Regions from separate parts of the Mus musculus genome. Here regions 1 and 2 are each linked to region 3. A link is a loop called in an ENCODE intact Hi-C map of the cell type or tissue named here. Cell type or tissue: heart. All regions are shown on one strand. Region 1 has its middle 29 kb from the start of Gm41316. Region 2 overlaps Nudcd1 (NudC domain containing 1). Region 3 holds the start of Eif3e (eukaryotic translation initiation factor 3, subunit E).

The links. A loop is a pair of places that touch in the nucleus more often than their neighbours do. Peaks named below come from ENCODE experiments on the same cell type or tissue, not always from the same donor. Only the 100,000 strongest peaks of a DNase experiment are listed, where the experiment ranks them.
Region 1: a loop joins it to region 3, with 3 times the contacts of the local background. A loop is called at or near these places in 7 of 42 quality-filtered maps.
Region 2: it touches region 3 in a loop (6-fold over the local background); 9 of 42 quality-filtered maps call a loop at or near these places.

What each region holds. Positions count from the first base shown.
Region 1 is chr15:43,527,932-43,535,931 of GRCm38, reverse strand. No RefSeq gene overlaps it. Among named protein-coding and RNA genes, the nearest start is that of Gm41316, 29 kb to the right of the region's middle. In heart, a CTCF peak has its summit at 3,751 (motif pointing right); no DNase peak of the experiment used is centred here.
Region 2 is chr15:44,419,348-44,427,347 of GRCm38, reverse strand. It overlaps Nudcd1 (NudC domain containing 1), which reads left to right. Exons shown (of 10, transcript NM_001113554.1): 2 at 6,475-6,629. Among named protein-coding and RNA genes, the nearest start is that of Eny2, 4.8 kb to the left of the region's middle. In heart, a CTCF peak has its summit at 3,699; no DNase peak of the experiment used is centred here; H3K4me3 peaks cover 875 bases; H3K27ac peaks cover 313 bases.
Region 3 is chr15:43,278,440-43,286,439 of GRCm38, reverse strand. It overlaps Eif3e (eukaryotic translation initiation factor 3, subunit E), which reads left to right and starts at 3,704. Exons shown (of 13, transcript NM_008388.2): 1 at 3,704-3,837. The coding sequence starts at 3,748. In heart, no CTCF peak of the experiment used is centred here; a DNase peak (open chromatin) is centred at 3,679; H3K4me3 peaks cover 2,151 bases; H3K27ac peaks cover 1,500 bases.

The DNA of each region.
Region 1 (8,000 bases), 250 kb before region 3:
TTCCATTTTCCGCCAAGCACAGGAAAGCTGTCTGGACCTGGTAGACTACAACCTCAGTAGCAAGGTGCAACAATGATATCACTATCACCCCTTTTACACATATGTACCACCATATCTGTGACATGAAACATTGTAAGTTCATGTTGAATCAAATGCTGTCTCTAATACTGCAAACATTGAAATTTTTAAAAATCTACAAAATTACAATGAAAATAATGTATATACCTAAGCATTAATTCTTTATATTAAGGACCCATATTAAAGTGTTTCTATAGTCTTGATTGCTCTTGGGATGCCTGATGATAGTCTGATGATGATCAAACAGGGCTATGTAGTAGACAAAGCCAAACTTGTAAAACTGGATTGAACAATATATGGTAAATCTAAAACAAAATTTATTTTTAAGAAAAAATCGCAGACTCTAATAAATTAACTGTCATTTCCTATCTTGGTTCTTTCATTATAACTGAAAGCTGAATTTTTAAGATAGTTTATTTAGATTTTCAGTTGCAGTTGGGTGATATAGCAACACGCGTGTAATCCCAGCCCTTGGGAAGCTGAGGGAAAAGGATCGAGCATTCAAAGTTAGGTTTGGTGATAGGGAAACCCTGCCTTAAAAATCTGAAAAAGGTTCCCCTTGTTTAAAGTAAATGATGCATTATATGATATTGATGATTCCTCTTCAATAAGCAAACAAAATTCAGAATTTCCATATGGACTAATTCCCCATATTAAAATTCCAATTAAAAGCCAGTGCCCTGTCAACTGACAGAGTACAGTGTTCTTGATCTCCTGGGTTTTTATATTATTAGAAAAGCCTGCCTCATGTATAGAACAAGGGAACACGACTGCAGCTACATTTTGTGTTCTTGGAATGAATCAATGCAAGTAACGAGAAGCTTCAGTTTCATTGCCCAGAAGTCAAGTTTAATATGCTTTCTTTCCCCTTCTCTTCAACTGGCTGAAATACAAGTTCCACTGCAAATGCAACAACCAGCAAACACAGATGCCATCATAAATATATTTTGTGCCAAGCAGAAAACTCTGCACTGACGAACAACAGAGCTCCCCATGGCAACTGCAAGAGACTCTGGGTACCATAAAGCCATAAGGCAATATTATAAATAAAATGTATATATCCTTTAGAACTAAAACATAAATTTGGGTTTAAAGGGTTTTTTTGTTTTGTTTTGTTTTGTTTTAAAGCCACTGACATTTACTATAACTTAGTGGATAATTTTTCTGTCTGGTTCATATTCTTAGCAGATTGGGAAATTTCATAAATCTTTCACTCTGAATTTCTGCAAAATGTAAGCTGCTGTCAAGGAGTTCCTGCTGGGCTCTAAGCAAAATTTGTCATAATCAATTAAAAATAAACCTAGCCTATAACTTTCAAATGTTGCTATTTAAATTCACAGACTGATAACCTCAGTTTGAGTGTTGAGAAGCTTAGCACTTCTTTGCTACTCCTTGTGGACATCAGTTGGCATGGAGACAAAATATGAGGTCAGCACACTTTCCTAAGCATTCTCTTTAGGACAAGTATATGCCTGAGGAGAAGGGAAACTGAAAGGAGACATTCTTACTGGGAGCTTTTGCATTTGTTGGTAGAAGACATAGATAGAGACCACCAGAGAACGAAAGCGCTGCTTCAGCAAGCAACCTGAACTCAGTGTGGCCCATCTTGTAAGCAGTATCATCTGCCCTCAAACATTCCAATCGTGAAGTAAAAAAACTGCGGCTCTTACAAGTGCCATTTGTAAGAACTATGAGGAATAGGGATTTTTTTTTTTTTCAAAGATAGAACTGAGGATTTTGGTAGTTGTAAGTAGCTCAGGATTCAAATTTTAAAGTTTTTTTATCGATGTTGATGAAATCTCTATCACAATCTCTAGTATATATTAATGCTTTTCTCTCTCTCTCTCTCTCTCTCTCTCCCTCTCTCTCTCTCTCTCTCTCTCTCGCACTGTCCAGTTAGTTGAACAGCCTAGAGAACTCAACATCGTAAGCAACAGTATCTTCATTAAAAACCTTTATTTTAGTGGTGAATTGTTAATCTGTTCTGAGGTCCTAGTGGTGATCACACTTCTAACACTGTTAGAGTTTTCTGGATTCACAAATGAAAGACACACATTCAACCTTTATATTTTGATACGCCATGACCAGCTCAATGGTTGGGTGCTTCCAAACCTCTCCTCAGCTAGCACACACTCACCTCTGGTATTTCTCAGTTAACACTTTCTAAACCTGTTTTGTACCTTTCCTGCCCTGTTTTCCCTCTGGGCAGCCCTCCCATGGGGCTGCCTTCCTTCTGCACCTCCACTGCTGGACGATTCTCTTCAGAAGCTCCGAAATCTCATCAGGTTCAGTGTCATGGCACTTCTCTTCCTTCTCTCTTCTGCATTTCTTGCCCAGGAATCCTAAAAGTCCTTCTACTTTTTTTACCCTGCCCAGCCATTGGCCTTTGGCTCTTCATTGATTAATCAAAAACCAATTGAGGATAGGGACCCTTAGCATCTGGAGATGCAGATTCCTGTGTGATTTGGGGAGCTGAATTAAGACAAAGCATTAGAACCAATTCTCAACACTTCATCCCTATGAATAAATCTTAAAACCAGCCCTCCTTAGGTTTTGACGTTTTGTTCCAGGGCATGTCTGCCTGCATATTGGTTACTCTTCTCATTGCTATGACAAAAGAAAATTCAAAGAAGGGTTGTTTTAATTTTTTTTTATGTTCATGCTTTAGAAATGAATACAGTCTATCACAGCAAAGGCATGCCAGCAGGAACATGAGGTAACACTGCCTAAATGATTATGAAGCAGAGGGTGGTGAGCAAGGGATCCTGTCTATGGAATCTCAAGTCTTGCCCCAAGACAAGCACTTCCTCCAGGTTCCAAGTGCTCCCCTCTACAGGTTCCAAGAACTTGTAAAGCAGCAGCAGCATCGACTGGCCACCAAGTGTTCAAACACATGAGCCTATGGTACTATTCCAGATTTAAACCACAAGACTACTTGAAAAGCCACAGGGATCAAATCAAAGGGTTTTAAATTTACATTTGTATTAACATTTGAAAATGTTTCCTACTGGAATACAGGCTAATGTGCATCCAAAATGCAAATTTCCATCATCAGACAATATTCAATGACTAGGACCTCAATTAATACAATTACACTTATAAACTCAATGAACACACCAAGGATAAATGACGCTGCCCTTGTTAGACATACACATAAGTATTGATTTATTCACATTATTTAACTAATAATCATATATTCAAATTAATCCTAAGGCTTTAAAACTTGTAACTCTTGAACTTAATTTCTTATTTACTACAAGTTGGCATGTTAAGTGAATTGCTGAATTGGGATAATCAAATAAGAAAAACATCCATCAAATATATAACAACTTTAGGAAAGTCTGATGTCAAAAAGCTAGAGCACATATATAACAATGTTCCACAATTATTTTAACCTCTGGATTGATTTGAATAAATCATGACCACATTTTGTAGTTTAAAATAACATCAACTGCCCCTAAATGGACTTCCTTGTCTGTCCTCAGTGGGAGAAGATGGGACAAGTCCTGCCGTGACTTGATGTGCAGGGGCTTCTCCAGAGAGAAGGGGAAGTTGGAATGAGGAGAGATCAAGGGCTGATAGGGGGTTGTAAAGTGAATAAATAAATTTTAAAATAATAAAAAAATAATACCAACCTAGCCTGCGGGTTCTAGAATTTAAAAAAGGTAAACACTAGGTGGCGTACTTCTACAGGCTTGTGAAATAGTATAGAACTTAACATGAAAGCTTTGTTATTTCAAACCAATAATTACTAAATTATGAATTTTAACTAATCAACTAAAATTGATATTTTTAACATATCAACTATAGATATAATGCTATTAATGCTACAAAATATGCTGTAGAATAGTCAATATTTCCTTGTGGGAAGCTAAAGAATATGATCAAGAATGTGAAGTCTATAGCTTCCTACCTCAAAATGAAAACAAATATTTTGTTGAACACCTTTTACTGATTTCTTTAACCTTTAAAACAGTTTTCTTTCTAATCTTTATAATAATGTTTTTTTGTGTGTGCAGGAATTGGAGTCATATGGAATATACATCATTAATTACTCTATTTCAAAATTATTCTACATGTTCACAAAACATATTTTTGGACAACCAGGTGGCTTGTTAGACACACTAACTGAGCTCCTGACACTGGAGGGTGTGTTTGCTACCCACAATCTTGATTATTACTGGTGATCAATCGTTTGTTTGTTACCATGTAGAAGGTACTATTTGGAGTTCTTTTTAAGTTCTTTTTAGAAAGATGTGTGTGTGTGTGTGTGTACATACACGCATAATATATATGTATCTTCAACATTTTCTCACTACCCTGATTCCCCTCATTAATATTTTAATTACAAAAATGATAGGCATCTGTATTCCAGTAGTTTGTTTTAAGTCACTGAGGGGTTACCAAACAATGGGGCTGTATTTTCTCTGGTCCTCTCTGACCTACGAAGAATGACAGTTAGGCCAGGAAACTGAAATTAGATCCAAAACCAGTTGTCATTTGAGCTGAACATTTGAAAGCAGTGGTTCCTTCTTAGCACTCTGGAGACCTTCACTTTGACTGCCAATTGCTGTGGACAGCCAAAGCTACAAGGGGTCTCAGAAGATGTGGCACACTCACCCTTCCATGTAATTCATAACCCATTTGCCTAAGAGGTACTCGAAAATAAATTCAAGTCACAAAGGACACTCAATACTTTATCCCACATTTGATGGGCAGTTCTTAAAATTTCTAATTCATTCTGTTATATAATTTTTTTACTGTTACTGTATAAGCTTCCCTAATAGTGACTTCCTTGCTAAAGGAAGTTCACCAAAGTTACACAGTAACTTGATAGAAGTAGAGAATTTTCTCACATATCTAAACATCTTAAAAATGAATTTTGTAAACTGGAGAGATGTTTCTGCAGTTAAGAATACTGTTCGTTCTTTGAGAGGACCAGAGTTTGATACACAGCACCCAAATGGCTCATAACCATCAGTATCTCCAGCTCCAGACAATCTGATGCCTTCTTCAGGCTTCGATATGTAGTGCACAGACAATAAGGCAGGTGAAACATCCATATACATAAGATTTTTAAAATGAATTTTAAATTCTTACAGTTTTTATATTCTTGTGAACAATAGAGATGCAAATATCATACTGGAATTCACTCATTTTTTAATGAAGGTTACTTCTAATTTAGTTTTTGAGAGATATCCAAATTTACTATAAGCTGTACAAGAACAATGGCTAAGGAACTCTGTATTCTTGCTTTCTGCTGTGCTATTTTGTGTGGAGCAGCAGTATTGCATACTATAATACAAAGCATGTATCTTCCCTACATTATGGTGATGATAATATTTTGTTGCAAAAAACCCCTGCAATTATGAATGTATATGGATGTGTACCTATAGACCTACAGGAAAATATTTACATATGAATATCAATAGGCTACTTTATAAATGTCTAATGTTTCTCATGATATTGAGGGCACTTAACATAAATAGAAATAATTAACCTTAACTTCTGAGAAATTAAAGTGATAGTTACTTAAAAGTGATAAACTATTCTTAAATTAAAAAGAAAAAAAATACTCCAAAATATAAAATACATGGGGTAAAAGGTTTGTGGTAAAAAGAAGTTTGAGTTAAAAATAAAAGAAAAAAGATGCAAAGCGAAAAGAGAAAAATATAATACAATAAACACTAACATAAAAAAAGGTTAAGCAGCAAAGAATGAAACATACAGATCTCCACAGCAACAAGTCTCCATTGTCCACCAACTTAGTATAACAATGGGTTTCCAATTTCAGTGGCTCTCAGGATTACCTTTCAAAAACACAAAATGCTAGAATTAGTAGGGCGTAGCTCACTTGATAAAGCATTTGCCTAAGTGTGGGTTCAAGGTCAAGGCCCTGGATTTGATCCCACCCAATTCCTCCAAATAAAAGCACATGCTGTTTTGTTAACTATCTGTAACTGTTCCAGAGTACTTTTAAAAGTTGCTCCAACACATTGTTTCAAACAGTACTTTCGAAAATCAAATGTCCATCCAGCTATGGGTCTGTTTCTTGGTTATCCTTTCCTGCCTGCCGATCCGATCTTCATACTGACCACTCCAAGAGTCCTGCTCACTGCAGCCTTCTATCTTAGTACCTAGCAGCACCATCCCTCAATTTTCTTGTCTTCAAGTGCTAATGCCCCTCTCTGGCGATGCCTTTTCACACACTGCAGAATCATCTTTTGACCTACAATAAATGGAGAATCCTGACAGAAATTACGTTAATTCTATAGAACCACTTTGAGAAAACAACTGTTAAAATGTTAAAGCCTTTAATCCCGAAAAAATGATTTTTTATATACATTTTATTAGCATGAGTCATATTCATCAAAAAATTTCTCTTTTGCTTAGCAAAAAACAAACAAAAACCCAAAACCTTACTGACCTTACTGAATTAATGTATGAATCCGGTATATTTTGGACGCTACCTTAAACTTTTTCTGTGGACAATCTTTTTAGTGGGAAGGAGATGTAATTCTTTCTTCCTTTTCAGTTTACAAGCCTTTTATTTCCTTTTTCTATGCAATTATGTGGCATAAATGAAGAAAATTTGTCTTTGCTCAGTATCTTACTGAGAATGTATGTAGTTTTTCTGCCGTTAAGTTGCTGTTGATTCTGCTCATCAAGTAAGGAAAGTTTTCTTTTGTTTCTGAGGCTTTATTCTGAATCATAAATGGAAACTGAAGTTTGCCAAATGCTTTTTCTACATAGATCTAGAGTTTTTCTATTATGATAAAATATATTTATTTTCAAATATTTAGCCTCACATTTCTGACACAGCTTCTACTCATGTCCTGTATCTGTCACAGAAAGGAAATTCTGTCATTGTCTAAACAAAACAGCTCACTGTAAATAAAGAAGAAATAGAAATTATCTGTGTACTTATATTAAAATTTATAAATTACTACTATTAGCAACAAACTTAGGCAGGAAGTTATTTTAAAAATACCTTTGAACAATCAAAGGAAACCGCAGGGAGCAGCCACAGGAAGAACTAACTTTCTTACTACACAAATACAACTTCAGAGATACATTCATATCTAGCAAGGGAGAAAAGGTGCAGGCACGAGGTTATTTATGTTTCATAATGCTGATAATATAAATGTTTCATAATGCTGGAGATGCAGTAAGTAGGTTTGTATACATAAAACGTATATCTTTATGCTAACAGATCGGTGGTGAAAAAGTATCTTCACATGGGCAGCATTAGCTCACAGAAGACTACAAATTTCTGTTCATTGCTCATGAACTTATAAAATGAAAATACCTATAACATGTAAGATTAAACACCAAAAACAATTTTCTGGTACAAAGAATTATTTAAACGGTTAAAAGTAGCTGATAATGAAAGTAGTTGTCAATATTTTCTGTAACCCCTACTCATAGTTGGAGAATAAACAGCCCTGTATAGACAGCTGCCTGGTGCTTAGCACTCAAATCTTTTCTAACCTATGGAGACAAGCAAAGTGCTGTTGAAGGCAGAGTACTGGCTATGCACTACTCAAAGAAACAGACAAGAAATTGTAGTAAAGAGATGACTATATATAAGAACAGTAATAATATTTTAAAAAATAGTTTAGATTTTTCCTTTCCCCTGAAAACTAAGGAGATCCCAGTGGTTACAATATCCTTGATATTTTTATGATTCTAAATATATTATATGTAATTCACAATTAAAAGCTTTAATAACCATAATGTGTAAAAGGGTTAATTCTAAATGTTTAGCCCATTATTGCCTTTGAGGCATTTTATGGATAAAAATGTCTACATCAAACAAAACCTTCACAGAGCTATCATCAATTTTAAAGAATGTTATAATTTATGTAAAATTTATTATTAGAACAATTTGAAAGAATAAAAACCTCAACAGCCCACTGAAA
Region 2 (8,000 bases), 1.1 Mb before region 3:
TTGGAAAGTCCCCAACTCCCTTTTTCCTTCTGACGCAGAATCATTTCTTGGGAGAGAAAAATTTCCACATTCAGTTAGCAGTTTCAAATACTCGGGTCCTGGATCATGCTACAATTTATTGAGGGCAAGTGATTTAGTGCGCTTACTGTTGCTTGCTGCTACTACTTATTTATCTGTAACTTCCTAGAGGCTATTCTCCTTTTTACAACCATAGGAATTGTAGTTTTGTTAGGGAAAGTGTCCAGGGATTTGTGTTTTTAAATACATGTCTCTGCAGATTCTTATTTTGATACAAGTTTTCCATAGGTTGTACTTTGAGAAATAGTGATCTAGAGGTGTTAGTCGACGTTTGAGTATCAAGCGTTACTTATGTATGTATCTATGTATCTTTTCTCTAGATTGTATCTAGATTGTAGGGAGTCTATTCTTGACTGTCCTGGCACTTGCTTTGTAGCCCAGGCTGGCCCAGAACTCACAGATAACCAGCTGCCTCTGTGCTGGGATTAAAGACATAAACAAGTAGACCAACAAATGCTTGGGTTTTTTGTTTGTTTGTTTGTTTGTTTGTTTTTAAAGTTTCTTAAGTGTAAAAGTAATTGTTGTGGGCCTGTTTTGTGATTCATCGAGATGATTACGTGATTGGTATAATCATGAGTACCTAATAAATCATAATCCATTCACTAATAAACATCTAATTACAGTATGGGCAAGTAGTGAGAGGAACGTGAGCAAATGTAATGGTCTAACTGAGTATGTTTTCTCAACTTGTTTGGAGACCTGGGAAAACTTCCGGTAGGAGTTGATGAGGGACTTGAGTTGTGAAGGAAAACAGGTAGCTGTTGGCTGGTATAAGAGGAGAGGTGCTTCCTTCTTTTTGTTCTTTCTCTTGGACGTTTTTTGTTGCTTTTCTTTCTGTGTCAATAAATGATCCGGCCATGTTTAGTTAGCCAATTGATTGGAAACAAAATTCGAAGGAACAAAACCTAATGGCTCAAGCCAGCAGGTTCTCCTCACTGCTCATTCAGTTACGAGTTGGCAGAGGCAGTTCTAGTCAGCTTGATTTGTCTAGATCACTTGCCAGATGATCTTGACTTGAGTCTTCCATATGGCTGGTCACCTTTCAACAGGCTAGCACAGGCTGTTTGCGGAAGTTAAGTCACGGTGTACATGCTGTTCCAGTGGCTGTCGACACATTTCCACTTGTTCCATTGGGCAAAGCAAATTAAATAATCAAGTGAAGAATTGCTGTTGGAAGACCCTAGCAGAGGGTGGAGATCTAGAGCGCTAAAAGTTGGGACAGTGAAAGTCTAGGAAATTATATTACTCTCTGTTAATGTGAAATCAAGGTACTAAACAGGTATAATGCCCAAGTTTCCTTGTGCCCTTGTGTAACTCTCTCTGCTGGCACCCACAGTCAGGAAATGAGAATGCTTACTCTCAACCTGATTTCTCTTTATTCAGTAGTGCTGCCCCCATTAAGATCTAGGTAATCTCTCATAGGTTTGCCCAGAGGCTTATCTATAAGATGATTTGGGATGGAGCTGGTTAGATGGCTCAGCAGGTAAGAGCACCCGACTGCTCTTACCTTGCTCTTACCTGCTCTTGAGTTCAAATCCCAGCAACCACATGGTGGCTTACAACTATCCCTAATGAGATCTGACTCCCTCTTCTGGAGTGTCGGAAGACAGCTACAGTGACTTACATATAATAAATAAATAAATCTTAAAAAAAAAAAGATGATTTGGGATCCTATGAAGTTGACAACCAAGATTAGAGCTGTCCATTTTTCTGCAAATCTCATTTTCTTTACAGCTGAATATAATGCATTTCATATACGTGCATCTGTGTAGCTTTCCTTTATTCAGTCATCTATTGATAAACATCTAGATTGATTCTGTTTCCTAGCTTTTGGGAAGAGAGCAGTAATGAATGTGAGTGTGCAGGGATCTCAGTGGTAGGATAGAGAATTCTTTGAGTATATGCCCAAAAGTATAGCTGTAGGGTCATAAGCTTTGGAGAAACCTCCATATAGATCTCCATAATGGCTATAAGTAGTTTAAATTTCCACTAGCCATAAAACGGGATCATCGGTGTGCGCTATCCTCTCATTTCTTATGGATGACACTGAATCTCAAAGTAGGTTTAATTTGCTTTTTTCCTGATTGCTAAGGATGTGAAACACTTTGATGTGTAGTGATGTGTGTTTTAGTTTTTTAGTTTGTTGTCGTTGTTATGTATAGTTAGCTATTAACTTTTTGTCTGAGTATAGAGCTAAAGACTTTCATTCTGTAGTCTGCCTTTCACTCTGTTAATAGTTTCTTTGCTGTTGAGAAAACATTTTAATTTTATATCATCTCGTTTATTATTTCCTGTGGTTATTTCCTGTGCTGATAAAGTATTGTTCAAAAGTTTTTTTTTTTCTTTCTGTGCCTATATCTTGAAATGTATTCCCTTTAATCTCTTGTAGCCATCTCAGTATTTCAGATTTTGATAGAGTTTGAAATAATTTTTATGTAGAGTGAATATAGTCAATAATTTAGGAGGGAAAGCCTTATCTGTTCCCATTCTAGCTCCCAAATAATTGACTCAAAGTCCTATTAAGTTTATTAACAAGCTTTAAACACAATGACTGGGCAGATGTTTGTCTATTCTAACTTTCTAAGCCATAGATAGGTCCCATGTTACTTGCAGTCTGAGTTTCCCTGGCTTGCTCTGTTCCATGTGCACCCTCATGGTGAATCCCTTGGTGACCTGCTCATCCTGACTCCTCTCCGATCCTTTGCTCAGGACCAATTCTTTCTCATTCTCCCCAGACACACCTCCTTCGGGACTGTCTCCCTGGAATCAGAAGTCCTGCCTTCTCTGCCCAGCCATAGGCTAATCAGCTCCTTATTAACTAATCAGAGATAATTGGAGAACATTCTTTATAAAGGATAGATAGAGGAGATGGTTCAATAATCATGACAGTGCCAGCATCTGGACTGTATCTAGATTCCTGGACACAGAAATCAGCTTCTGAATACACAGTACACAACACACACTCCCAAAACAAAACAAAACAGGTTTTATTTCATTCTTCAAGTAGGTAACAAGTGTGCCATTAGCATTTATTAAATAAGCTGTGTTTTTTCCAGTTATGTCTTTGACACCTGTGTGAAAAATTAGGCAGTCATAGCTGTATGGAATGATTTTTTTTGGTCTCTCACGTGTTCTCAGTGTCTGCCTTCATGCTGATGTCATGCTGTCTCTATTCTTATATTTCTAGAATAAGGTCAGGTATTTGATACCTGCAGTAATATTGCTGCTTAGAATTGTTTTGATTATTTGTAGTCTTATGCATATCCATGTGAATTTTTGGGTTCTTCTACTTCTATGAAGATTGCCATGGAAATCTTGAAGAGGATTGCAGTGAATCAATAGAATAATTTTGGTAATATATCCATTCTTACAATATTAATCCATCCAGCCCATGATCATGGACGGTGTTTTCATCATCTTATATCTTTCTTGATTTATTTTTTACTTTTTAAAGGGGTGATGTTCTAATAGGGAAACGGTTAAGAAACTTCTGATTTGTTTTGCGCTACCTAGGGTTCTTTATCCAAAGATGACAAAAACCATGCTTGGCTTATTATTGCTTAAAATCACTACTGCTTTGAGCCATTACAGTCTGATATGCTTCCTGCATTAGTACATTTCATCCACACAGTGGTGCTAGAAAGCCAGCAATTGGTTACAGTTTCTCTCTTATTTAGTGAAGTATATATTTTTAACCATCCCTTATAAAATAAATACTTCCTTGAACTGAAGGAGATGTTTCCATAGTCCCCAATCAGCGTTCTTATAATCTTAGGATTTTGCTTGTGACGTCTGAAATGTTTCCAGGCTTCAGCCACCTCTCATTTGGCTGACCTCAGCTCCTCTCATTTGAGTGACCTCAATGGCTTCTTAATGGTTTTGCCCCTTTTCTGCTGCAATCAGTTTTCCAAATCATTGTTTTTTACATACTCTCTCAGGACTCAAGTGTGAATCTTACTCTCCTGTTTAGAAACCAATGAATTCGTGCTTACTTCCTTTATAAAGGAAGAAATGAAGATAAAGTGTCTTATAATCAATTTCTGTGCTCATTCTTCAGCTGCATTTGTTTGCAGCTGTTCTTGGTATGTAGTTTTTATACTTTGCAAACTAGTAATGGTTAGTTCTAATTCTCATTTGACACAGCCTGGAATCACCTGAGGAGGAAGTGACAGGAGTAAATTGCTTAATTTGCCCTGTGGGTGTGGGTGTGAGACTTTTTGTTTATGTATTTATTTATTGTAGCTCAGGTCATTTTGATAGGAAAGCATACCTTGACTGTGGTAGCATCATTTAATGGGTTGAGCCCTGGTTTGAGTGACAGGGATAGAGCACCAAATGTGTATTCATTCTCTGTGTTCCTGACCATGGATGTGAATAGTGGCTTCATGTTTCTGAATTGACTTCCCTAGCAATGATGGGTGGTAACCTGGAATTGAGACATAAATAAATACCCTTTCTTCCCTAAGTGGCTTTTATCAGAGTTTTATCACAGCAATAGGAAAGAAAACTAGGACTTTTAATCGAATGCGTATCTTTTTATTTCCACTTTTTTCCTGTTTTTTTTTTTTTTTTTTTTTTTTTTTTTTTTTTTTTTTTTGCTTAGAAAGGGTATTATGTAAAGTTGTATTTCTTCAATTAATTTTTTCTTCTTGGCTCTGTCCTGGAAAGCTTTTGTTAATCTCCTGAGTAGGTCAGTTCTCTTCTATATATCCTTGTGGAAATTGTATTTTTTAATATAAGATTTAATTATGTAAAATTTATTTTACGGTGTGATTGCTGGGTTAGTCCCCTTCGCTTTGCTTGAGAGGTGTGGTTATCTATTTATTATCTTGAGACAGAACTTGCTGGCCTCTAATTCACAGAGCTCCATGTGCCTCTGCCTCCTGGGTGCTGAGATTAAAGGTGTGCACCATCACACCTGGCCCATTATCCTTTTTCTTACAAGATCCTAAGTTCTGAAAAGGTAGATAGAGTATGTTCCCTTTGTGTATCACTGGTATGAGTGGTGCTGATTAAAAGACTTGCTAAATAAATGAGTGAATAAATATGTAAGCCAGGACTCAGGGCAGGCATTGAAAATAGGAAAAGTGGGGCTGGAGAAACAGCTCAGCAGATAAGAACATGTGTTGCTCTTGCAGAGGGTTCAGTGCCAGGAACCTGAATGGTGGCCTATGAGCATCTGTACCCATAGTCTAAAGGATCAGATGCTTTTCTCACCACAGGCACCAGACATGCTAGTGGTACCCATACATTCATGTACACAAACACAAGTACACAATAAAAATGAAAAAGAAAATAGCAATGGTATGATGTCCTTTGTGGGTTTTATTGTCAACTTGACCTAATTGAGAGTTATCCAGAAGAGGGCATGTCAATTGAAGTGTTGCCCATTTCATATTGACCTGCATCTCTGTATGTGAAGAATTGTCTTTATTGTTGATTGATATGGGAAGACCCAGCCCACCATGAACAGAGCCACTGCTGGGCAGATGTTTAATGGTATATGTATACAAAAGCTGATGGAGCACAGGTCAGAGGAAGCAAGCCATTCCTCCATAGTTTCTACGTCAGTTTCTGCTTGAGTTCCTGTCCTGACTATCATCGGTGATGAACTGTGACCTGGATGCTGGAGTTACCCTCCCTCTCTGAGGTTGCTTCTGGTTATGGTGTTTAGCACAGCAGCAGAAAGCAAACGAAAGCAATGGGTAAAAAAGAAAATTGTTGCAGGGAGAATAGAGTTAAAGTGAGTTTTATAGTAAGGTAACATGTAGGCTCAGTGACACTTAATATTTCTTGTTACAACATTAATTAATTGTACAACATGAGCAGTCCCGAGCTGCAAGAATTTGGAACTGCACTGATAGGCAGGAGTGTGAGGGAGAGACCATATTTTTTTAATTCAGAATTAGGAGAACAGCTAGTGTTTTAGTTGAGAGAGTGCTACTCTGTACATAGAAAAGTTTATGTATGTCCTAACTATGATATTGTTTTATTCCATATAATTGGGAAAGATGGAATATGATGCTGAAGTCACTATTTGTGTTTACACACAATTTTCTAACTTTATAATCATGTAATAAAGACATTGTCACTTTCTTTGTGTGTGATAAAGATGAATGTTTTAAAAAGCATAAAAATGCTTTATCAATGGACACTTGTTTGTTTGCCCATAAAATGTTGACTATTGTACTTCAAAATTGTAGAGGTACATAAAAGAAAAGGATTGTGCTACGAAAGACCTGCCTGTTGTAGCCTCTGTAGCTGGCATTAACTGTTTCTGTACCCTGTAGGCATTCTGCAGAAAGGAATGATCTGAGATGCAAGTTTTAATGATTATGTTTATATTTATGCATACAGATATATGTAAATATATATTTGTATATATGTGTTTTTCAGCTGTGGCAGAAGTAAAACTTCGAGATGACCAGTATACATTAGAACACATGCATGCTTTTGGGATGTATAATTATCTGCACTGTGATGCCTGGTATCAAGACAGTGTCTACTACATTGATAACCTTGGAAGAATTATGAACTTAACAGTGATGCTGGTAAGAAACACATGCAGAGGAAAAAGACAGATGTCATCCTGTTTTCCTTACTGTTTAATCTCTGAATCTGATGTCCAGACAGTCAAGGTGCACATACCTTTGGAATGTGGAAATCTGTCATCAAACTGTAAGGCTCCTCCCCTTCTGCTTACCTCAGTTATAGCTTTTCCTCTTCTTGATTTTTATAATCCCCTGTGCCCATCCATTTCCACCTGTGTGGTATAGCCTCAATATAATAATGGATTACTTCTTTTCCATTTCATTTAGTGTTTACATTAGGTAATTTAAATTAGGTTTGGTTGTTTGGGTTGATCCCTGTTGCATTATAAAATACTCCTTTTTTTCCTGTAGGTCTTGGGAAAAAATTTGCCTTCAAATCTTATTTGTCTTATAATAATAGAGTCCTTAAATTAATTATATTGTAATATATGTATATATATATAGTCTTATATTAATAGAGACTTAAAAACTAATATTCTGGCTAGGGAGAAATCTCAATCAGTAATATTCCTTTTATTTCTATATTGTGTAATAATTTGAGGAGTATTGGTATTACTTCTTTGAAAATCTGTGCTAAAACCTCATGAGGATCTGAGTTCTGTATCTAGCATCTATATTGCAAGCCCTGGTGTGGTAGCACTCCCTTATAATCTCAGTCCTGACAAGGCAGAGATATGCACTTCCCTGCACTTGCAGTAGTGTACAGTGTCAGAAAAACACCACCAGAGGTTTACCTCTAGCCTCCATGTACATACAAGCAAATGTGCTTATACATGCAAGTGCACATACAAAGTGCTGTCTTTTTCTTTGAATGTATCAAAATTTTTTACCTTAAAAGGGTTAAAGTGTGTCTCATAAATAGCTAGTAGTTAATTTGGATAATGGTTTGTCTCTTACTGATTTTTCCCAAAAAACAACTCTTTGTTTTATTGACTCTTGGTATTGTTTTTGTTGTTTTGTTTTGCTTGTTGAATTTATTTCTCTTTTACTGATTTCAGTAATCAATTATTGATAATGAATTCTGTAATTGATTATTTCCTGCTGTTTACTCCTTTTGTGTGTGATTTCTTTTTGTTGTTATAGAGCTTTTAGGTGTGTTAGTTTCTAGTATGAGATTTTTCTAATTTTTTTTTGTAATGTTGGCACTTAGTTCTAAGAATTTGGCTCTTCGAACTGCCTTTGTTGGGTTCCATAATTTTGAATATGTTGTATATTAATTTATCTAAATTAACAAAATTAGAAATGAAAAGAGACCCATCCTTCAGTCTCAGCTCTGAAGGACCATCCAGAGACTGCCCCACCCAGGATCCATCCCATAAACAACCACCAAGCCCAGACACTATTGCTTATGCCAACAAGATTTTGCTGATA
Region 3 (8,000 bases):
GCACCATCCTGAGTGAGGTAACCCAATCATAAAAGAACTCACACAGTATGTACTCACTGATAAGTTGATATTAGCCCAGAAACTTAGAACATCCAAGATATTAGATACAATTTGCAAAACAAATGAAACTTAAGAAGAAGGAAGACCAAAGTGTGGACACTTTGCCCCTTCTCAGAATTGGGAAGAAAACACCCATGGAAGGAGTTACAGAGACAAAGTTTGGAGCTGATTCGAAAGCATGGACCATCTAGAGACTGCCATATCCGGGGATCCATCCCATAATCAGCTTCCAAATGCTGACACCATTGCATACACTAGCAAGATTTTGCTGAAAGGACCCAGATATAGCTGTCTCTTGTGAGACTATGCAGGGGCCTAGCAAACACAGAAGTGGATGCTCACTGTCAGCTATTGGATGGATCACAGGGCCCCCAATGGAGGAGCTAGAGAAAGTACCCAAGGAGCTGGGGGGATCTGCAACCCTATAGGTGGAACAACAATATGAACTACCCAGTACCCCCCAGAGCTCCCGTCTCTAGCTGCATATGTATCAGAAGTTGGCCTAGTTGGCCATCAGTTGAAAGAGAGGCCCATTGGTCGTGCAAACTTTATATGCCTCAGTACAGGGGGACACCAAGGCCAAGTAGTGGGCGTGGGTGGGTGGGGGAGCATGTGGGGGACTTTTGGGATAGCATTGGAAATGTAAATGAAATAAATACCTAATAAAAAAAAAGAATTTCTCAAAGTCTTCCATACTCTGCTACTACTTAAATTTGAACATCCCAACATCTATATGTTCAGATAAATGCTGTCAAATGTTAACTTTCCCAGGAAGCTCTTACTTTCTCAGGCAGTGAGTTATTTCCCTCTGTCAAGCCCCAGGAACACTATGCAAAGAGTATCCTCTCATGATGTTATGATGGCTTATTCTTTGCATAATGCACTCCTTTGAAACTATTCCTCGTGGGCTAGAATTAATTTTTTTCCTTTGTCCCTCAAGAGCTCAATATGGTGATCATTCAATATTCATCAATGATTCATCAAACATTCGTTAAATGTTCATTAAACATCTGGTGAGTTTGTAAGAAGCAAACTTTACACCTGACACTACCAGAGTGAGCCAGGTGAGGCTCTTCTTGTGTTTTCTCTGTAATATCTCTTTTCTGACAACACTGGAAAGAAACTATATCAATAAAATTAGCTTTTCAATATTTAGAAATTAACCTCTATATGTGTGTGTGTGTGTGTGTGTGTGTGTGTGCATTTGACTAACCAACAACAAAAATTCCAGAAGAAAAGTAACAGAGTTTCTAATTTGTCACAACTTTTATCAATCTTATAAGTCAAACCCAATTTAATTTTAAGGGACAAAGAAAAATCACTGTCTTCATGTCTTTTTCTTAAAAATTTACTAAGTGGCTATCACTGCCTATCTGATCAAATCAAGGTTTCCCAGTCCAGCTTTGAAGGCCTTTATAGACTCTCCACATATCACTCATCGAACCCACTAGCTGTCATCGAACCACACAACTGTCAGAATTAATCTTCCTGAAATATAGGACTATTTTCTTTCATACTCAAAAATGCTTTAAGGCTCCTCAGGACTTAAGATAAATTTCTAAGTGTTCACAAATATATTTGTCTCTTGTCCTTTTTTATTTTTCCTGGGACCGCAGCCTCTCCTATAGACACTGGTGTTCAGCTAAGTTTCCAAGTTCGTTTCCTCAGGTTACTCATTCATTTTCCTGTCTATGAGTCTCTCTGGTATGCAAGTGGTTCCTGGACCACCTTCAGTGCTCTCTTCTCTGTCTATTTTAAGATGTATCATACCCAGTCAGCCAAGCATTCTCTATCTGCAGTATTCCATTGGTAGTCTATTGGGCATCAGCCTGACTGATACTCTCTGTTCTGCTCATATTTCAATCGGCTGCTCACAATACTCTAATCTTCCCTTAGTTGTTTAGATCAGTATTACACCTAGTACTACCAGCATACAAACCCCATTCTTTTCACACTGCCTGCATCCTATATCTACTAGAAGATCTACTAGAATATCTTTCTTGTAAATATCTTCAAAGCATGTTTATATATGTTGCTGTGATCTTTCTCCTTTTGCCTTTTATGTTCACTATGAGTAGATTTTTTCATCCACAACTAATTGAAAGAGTCCATGTAAAGGTCATCAATAGGATAGGATGTGCCAGGAAGAAATGACCAGAGTCAAATATTAACAGGAGAAAATTGTTGTGGATAATTTAAGTAAATGTAAATAAATAAATGGCTGTGAACAATTTAAATACAAATGTAGGCTTTATTTATTGCCATGAGCTATCAGAGCTGTTTTACTTAACTAAATGCTTCTTGGATCCTCTGGTGCTTCCCTCCTTCATCCAGGTTATATTAGTTAGGGTTTTCTAGAGAGAGACTGGTTGAATGCGTGTTATGGTTTGTATACGCTCAGCCCAGGGAGTAGCACTATTAGAATCTGTGGCCCTGTTGGAGTAGGTATGTCAGTGTTAGTGTGAGCTTTAAGACCCTCATCTTAGCTGACAAGAAGCCAGTATTCTGCTAGCAGTCTTCAGATGAAGAGGTAGAACTTTCAGATCCTCCTGAACCAAACCTGCCTGGGTGCTGCCATGTTCCTGCCTTGATGATAATAGACTGAAACTCAGAACCTGTAAGCCAACCCCAATTCAATGTCCTTAATAAGAGCTGCCTTGGTCATGGTGTCTGTTTACAACAGTAAAACCCTAAGATGTGTGTGTGTGTGTGTGTCTGTGTGTGTGTGTGTGTGTGTGTAAATTGGATTTATTTGAATGGATTACAGGTTATAGTCTATTCCAAAAATGTCTGTCTCCCAATGAAAAGTCTAAGAATATAGTAGCTGTTCAATTAAGGCTGGATGTCCTAGGTGATCTTCAGTATAAGCTGGAATCCAGGAGAACTAGGTTTTAATGTCAGCGAAAGAATGAACTTGCCAGGGAGAACAAGGGCAAGCTAGCAAAGGGCTTAATCTTCTTTTTCTATACTTAGCCTGCCTAAAGGTCCAGATTAAAGGTGGATCTTCTCATCTTAGTGATATGGATTTAAGATAGGTCTTATCTTAAATAGCTTAATTAAGAAAAATCTCTCACAGATGTACCTAACTGCTTGTGATTTTGTTAGATTCCAAATGTAGTCAAGTTGACCACCATAAATAGCCATCACATATATTTCAGTGATCTAGTTTCTAGGCTTGATCATACTTGCCCCCATTTGTGTAAGGTGAATTACCTAGATTTAACCTCCCTCACCTCTCTTTCAAACACTCTTTCAGCTTAATTTTATGCATGGTTTTCAGTTCCATTAGTAAGTTACCCAGAGTTAATAGTGTATTGCTTTAGTACTGATCTTTGAGACCTAGTTGTAGTTTCAAATATGTACTCTTTCCACGTAGATGTCAGGCAGGCTATACTTCGTCTACTTATGTGTAAAACTAAACTCTTGGGTTCTTTCCTCCTTAAAACTAGCTTTTCTTTATTGGTACAAGAAGCGACAGAACTTCCAAACAAGAGAAATTATGTGCAAAGTTTGAGCCCCACCCAGAAGGCGTGGGGAGGGAGGGAGAGGCCACCACGCGCAACTGCTGCCGTTGTCATCAGCACGCTTGGGCGGGGCCACTACTGCACATGCGCAGTGCGGGGCCTGTCCGCCTCTCGGAGCTGTCAATAAAGTTTTAGCGAACAAGCGCTCCTTTCCCCCGGCAAGATGGCGGAGTACGACCTGACTACTCGCATCGCGCATTTTCTGGATCGGCACCTGGTCTTTCCGCTTCTTGAGTTTCTCTCTGTGAAAGAGGTGAGGAAGCTTTGAGAAGGAGGACGGCGTAGGGACGAGAGAGGCGCCTGGAGACGCGGGGAGGCGGCGGCAGGGCCTACACACGTGCGAGCCGGAAGCCGGCTTGGGCCGCCCTGACAGACACGGGCTGGGCCCTGGGACAGCAGCTTCCCGCGTATCGTAGCGCTGTCGGGGTGCTCGGGGCGGTGGGACTCGGCTGTGCGTCCGGAGGGGTGAGGTGACAGCGCGGGGTTCTGGCGACGCCGGGGTCTTTGCTTCCTGGCCCGAGGCTCAGGATCCTGCGGGCGGCCATGTCTGTTTTTGCCTGAAGCTGCGTTGGCTGAGCGAGTGCTTTGGGCTCGCCACGGATGCTATTGGAAATTTCAGTTTTCTTTTTAGAAATTGAGTCTATGGCCTTGGATTTGGGTTGTGTTCAGAATCCCATTACAAGATTCTCTTACATTTCAGGCATTCTAATTTCCTTGAAGTTGTGGATACTTTGCTGTGAATTTCCTGGTCATCGATAGATATTTATTTCATAGGAATGTAGCGTACTTTGTCAGATGAGAGTGAGGACCAAGAATAACCCACAAGCTGCAATGTAAACTTTGTTTTTAGTGTTGATGTTCAGACTTAACGAAGTATGATTCAGTCATAAATGTTCAATGAGATGTCCTAAGTATGTAGTTTGGGGACTTAATACGTTTCAGTCCTGAATTTAGGAGTTTGTTTGGGGGTACTGAGAAGAAGTATTGGATTAGAACTATTATGGCTAACTATATATTGGCTTTATGGAGAAATTGATGCATTTTACTAATTACAGTAAGTAAAGTGTAAGGCTAGAATTTTGTCTAGCAGAGTTAGTAAGTTGTGCTTTCTGGACACAGATTATAACAGGGAACTGCAGATTCAGGGGCAGGTATTTTGTGTTCACTGGCAGTTTTCTAAAAAGTCTAGTAAAACTGTTTTGATGACATATATACGCTTCCAGATAGCTACGGTTTATATGACAGGTATAGTATTTATATTCATAGGAAGTTTTCTAAACAAGTGTATTGTCAGCAGGGAACAGCAAAATTAATTTTCAATAAATGCTGAAGAATGTCTTGACAGGTGGGTCATGAGCTTGATGGATATATTCTTTTTGCATTGAATTTTGTAGTCTGCACACTAGAGAGAAAAAGTTCTGACTGTCTTTTGTTTCATTTTCTGAGTATATGATATATATATATATAGATAGACAGATACAGATATAGATATATACATATTGAAGTCTCTCACCTTGCTAGTGTAGCAGAGATATTTTAGATCTGCCTGAACTTAATATTTTTGTGTTTTTTAATGCATTTATGTTTTTAAGGGAAGAATGTGTAAGTGTAGATTGTTTATTCATAGGCAAGGCTATAACTGAGACTCGGGAAACATCTAAAAGAATGTTATTACCGGGGTAGTACGGTGGCTTTAATACTTCAAGAGGAAGACCGTTCCTAAATATTGAGACATAAACTATGAAAAATCCAAGCTAAATCTCCAGCATCTCACCATTGAAAAATGTAACCTTTTTATAGATTGATGTGTCTGTAAGGTAAAAATGATACATATCAGGCAAGTATTGACTAAATACTGTTAAAATTCAAGAATTTCTGTTAACCATTAGTGGGCAAAAAAAGTACTTTGAAAGGGGGAATTGAGTCTTGGAAGCTAGGTAATTAGGACAGAGGCAGTGGTCATGATGTTTGCCATTACTGATACATTTGTATATTGGAGTATAAAAGTTCCAGGAGAGAAAAACTGGTTTCTAATCTAGGTTCTCCACATGGCCTCAGCACTTGAAATAGTTCTGCATAAAGGCTTTTAATAATCATTGAATAGTTAAATGAATTATGAATTTGCATGTCACAGTTTATTGTGTGAAGTGTCAGGTTAGAGGGTGAGTGCCAAGATAAGAAGAGTGGGTTTTGAATTTGGGCATGGGTTAGGATCGTCCTCTGTCTCGATTCCTCTGCACTTCAGAGGTTTGTTTTGTTTTGTTTCTGGTTTTGTTCTTTTGTTTTTTCTATTTTAACCAGCTTCTCAGTCATTCTACCTCTCAGTGTAAGCTCTGTTCACCTGATTTGTCTGACTGTTGTGGAGGGGTTGTTTTCCCTTTGAGATAAGATCTTGCTTGCTAGGTAACCCAGGAGGGCTTTGAACTCCTTACCTGACTGTAATTTTCCCAAGGGCTGACTTTACAAAAGTATATCACCACCCCCAACTTTCTTTTTCTTCATATAAATGAAATTCACCAACAGGATTTTATACTTGTTTAATGTTTTGAACTCCAATCCCTTGATGTGACAAGCAGGCTGTCTACCACTGTGATCTATATTCCAAGCTGTTTTTAGAAACAGAGTTTCCCTGTGTAGTCCTAGCTGGTCTAGAACTCCCTACTCCAGAGGTCGTCCTGAGTATTAACAAATGTATACCAGCACCCCTGGCTTCACGAACTAATTCCTGAGTCATCTTTCCATCTGTGAAAGTCACTGGCCCTGTGACGGCAGTTATGAATACTGACCATCAGTGCTGATGGTTAATTTGTTGTAGTCTACCAGTTTGTTCATCCATTCTAGTACTAAACGACTGTGTACTGTAAAGATTTTTGGGAATTATACTTTAAATAGATGTACTCTTGTTTTAATATCTTACAAAGTTGGTGAGTCAAAGCATGTATGATGTCAGGAAATAAAAACCTTTTTTTCTTTTTTGGGGGGGAGGGTGGGTTTCAAGACAGGGTTTCTCTGTATAGCCCTGGCTGTCCTGGAACTCACTTTGTAGACCAGGCTGGCCTCGAACTCAGAAATTCGCCTGCCTCAGCCTCTGCCTCCCGAGTGCTGGGATTAAAGGCGTGAACCACCACGCCCGGCTTAAAAACCTTTTTTCTTAAATGACTGTGTTCTTGCTAGTAGGATTTGAATGTTCTGTTTAGTCTTCATTCACACTAAGACTGATACTCTCAGGTTTTTTGTTTTGTTTTTTTATCATAGTTTTTATATATACTTCCTTTTGATTAATGAGAGCTTATGTTGTTTTGTTCATTTGATTATCTTGATTTGTTAGTGACTATTAAGATGTTTTACCCATTTCAGTTGGATTGTCATTTGTTACTGTTTTGTTGGAGTTTTATATCTAATTTGGAACATTCACGTTTGAGTCTGTGTTACATGGTTGTGAATTCTTACTAGATCTTTCTTTCCTTTGCAAGATTAAACTCAGGACATGAGTCTTATTTGGCTAAGTATCTCTCAGGTTCCTAACATATCCTAAGTAGCCTTCATGTTTGTGAGTCTATATGTATAATGTATTTCCTGTGAGTTAATATGTGTTTCCAGAACCCTTTGCAAAGCAAAACCTTGTCATGAGGTTGTTGACTTACAAAATTGGTTCTAGTTTAATTTTAGAGGTACAGATGGAGAAGCATTTAAATGGTTGCAACTCTTAAATGAGACAAATATAAAGGTAAAGGAGTGGCCACATCAAGGAGTGGTGGGTAGTCATCATGGGGATGCAAAGGATAGTAAGGAGGTAAAATATTTAAGAGCCTATTCCTAATTACCTGGGTGTGGAGAAGAAGAGAAGGTGTGGATACTTTTGTGTATTGCATATCTTTCCTAGAACAAGTAAAAGATTGCTTGATAAAACAATAATTGAGATCAGAAGTAAATGGGAATGACATTGATTTTCAAATATTTGTGTAGACAGGATATTTTGTGTAAATTGAGTGCTTCCTATATTGGTTTCTTTTCTTTTACAGTGTGTGTGTGTGTGTGTCTGTGTCTGTGTCTGTCTGTGTCTGTATATGGACAAACTCACGCAGGTGATCCTGGGTGGTGAATCAATGCCTTTATATACATATACACTACACCAGTGTTCTTCTACTGACCTGTATATCTAGCCCTATGACGCTTTCTTTAAGTAAAAATGGTGGGTGGGGGGCCCTAGGGTGCATTGGTTAGCACAGCACATGCATGGAGGTCAGAGAACAAAGGAGCACTTTGTGAGGTCATTTCTCTTCATTTTTGTGTGGCATTCAGGGATTGAAACCTGTTCTCCTGACTTCCCAACACATACACAGACACATACTTTTTCAAAATAGTTTCGTGAAGTATGGTTTTTAAATAAACTGAAGAATTTAAATATTCATTAAG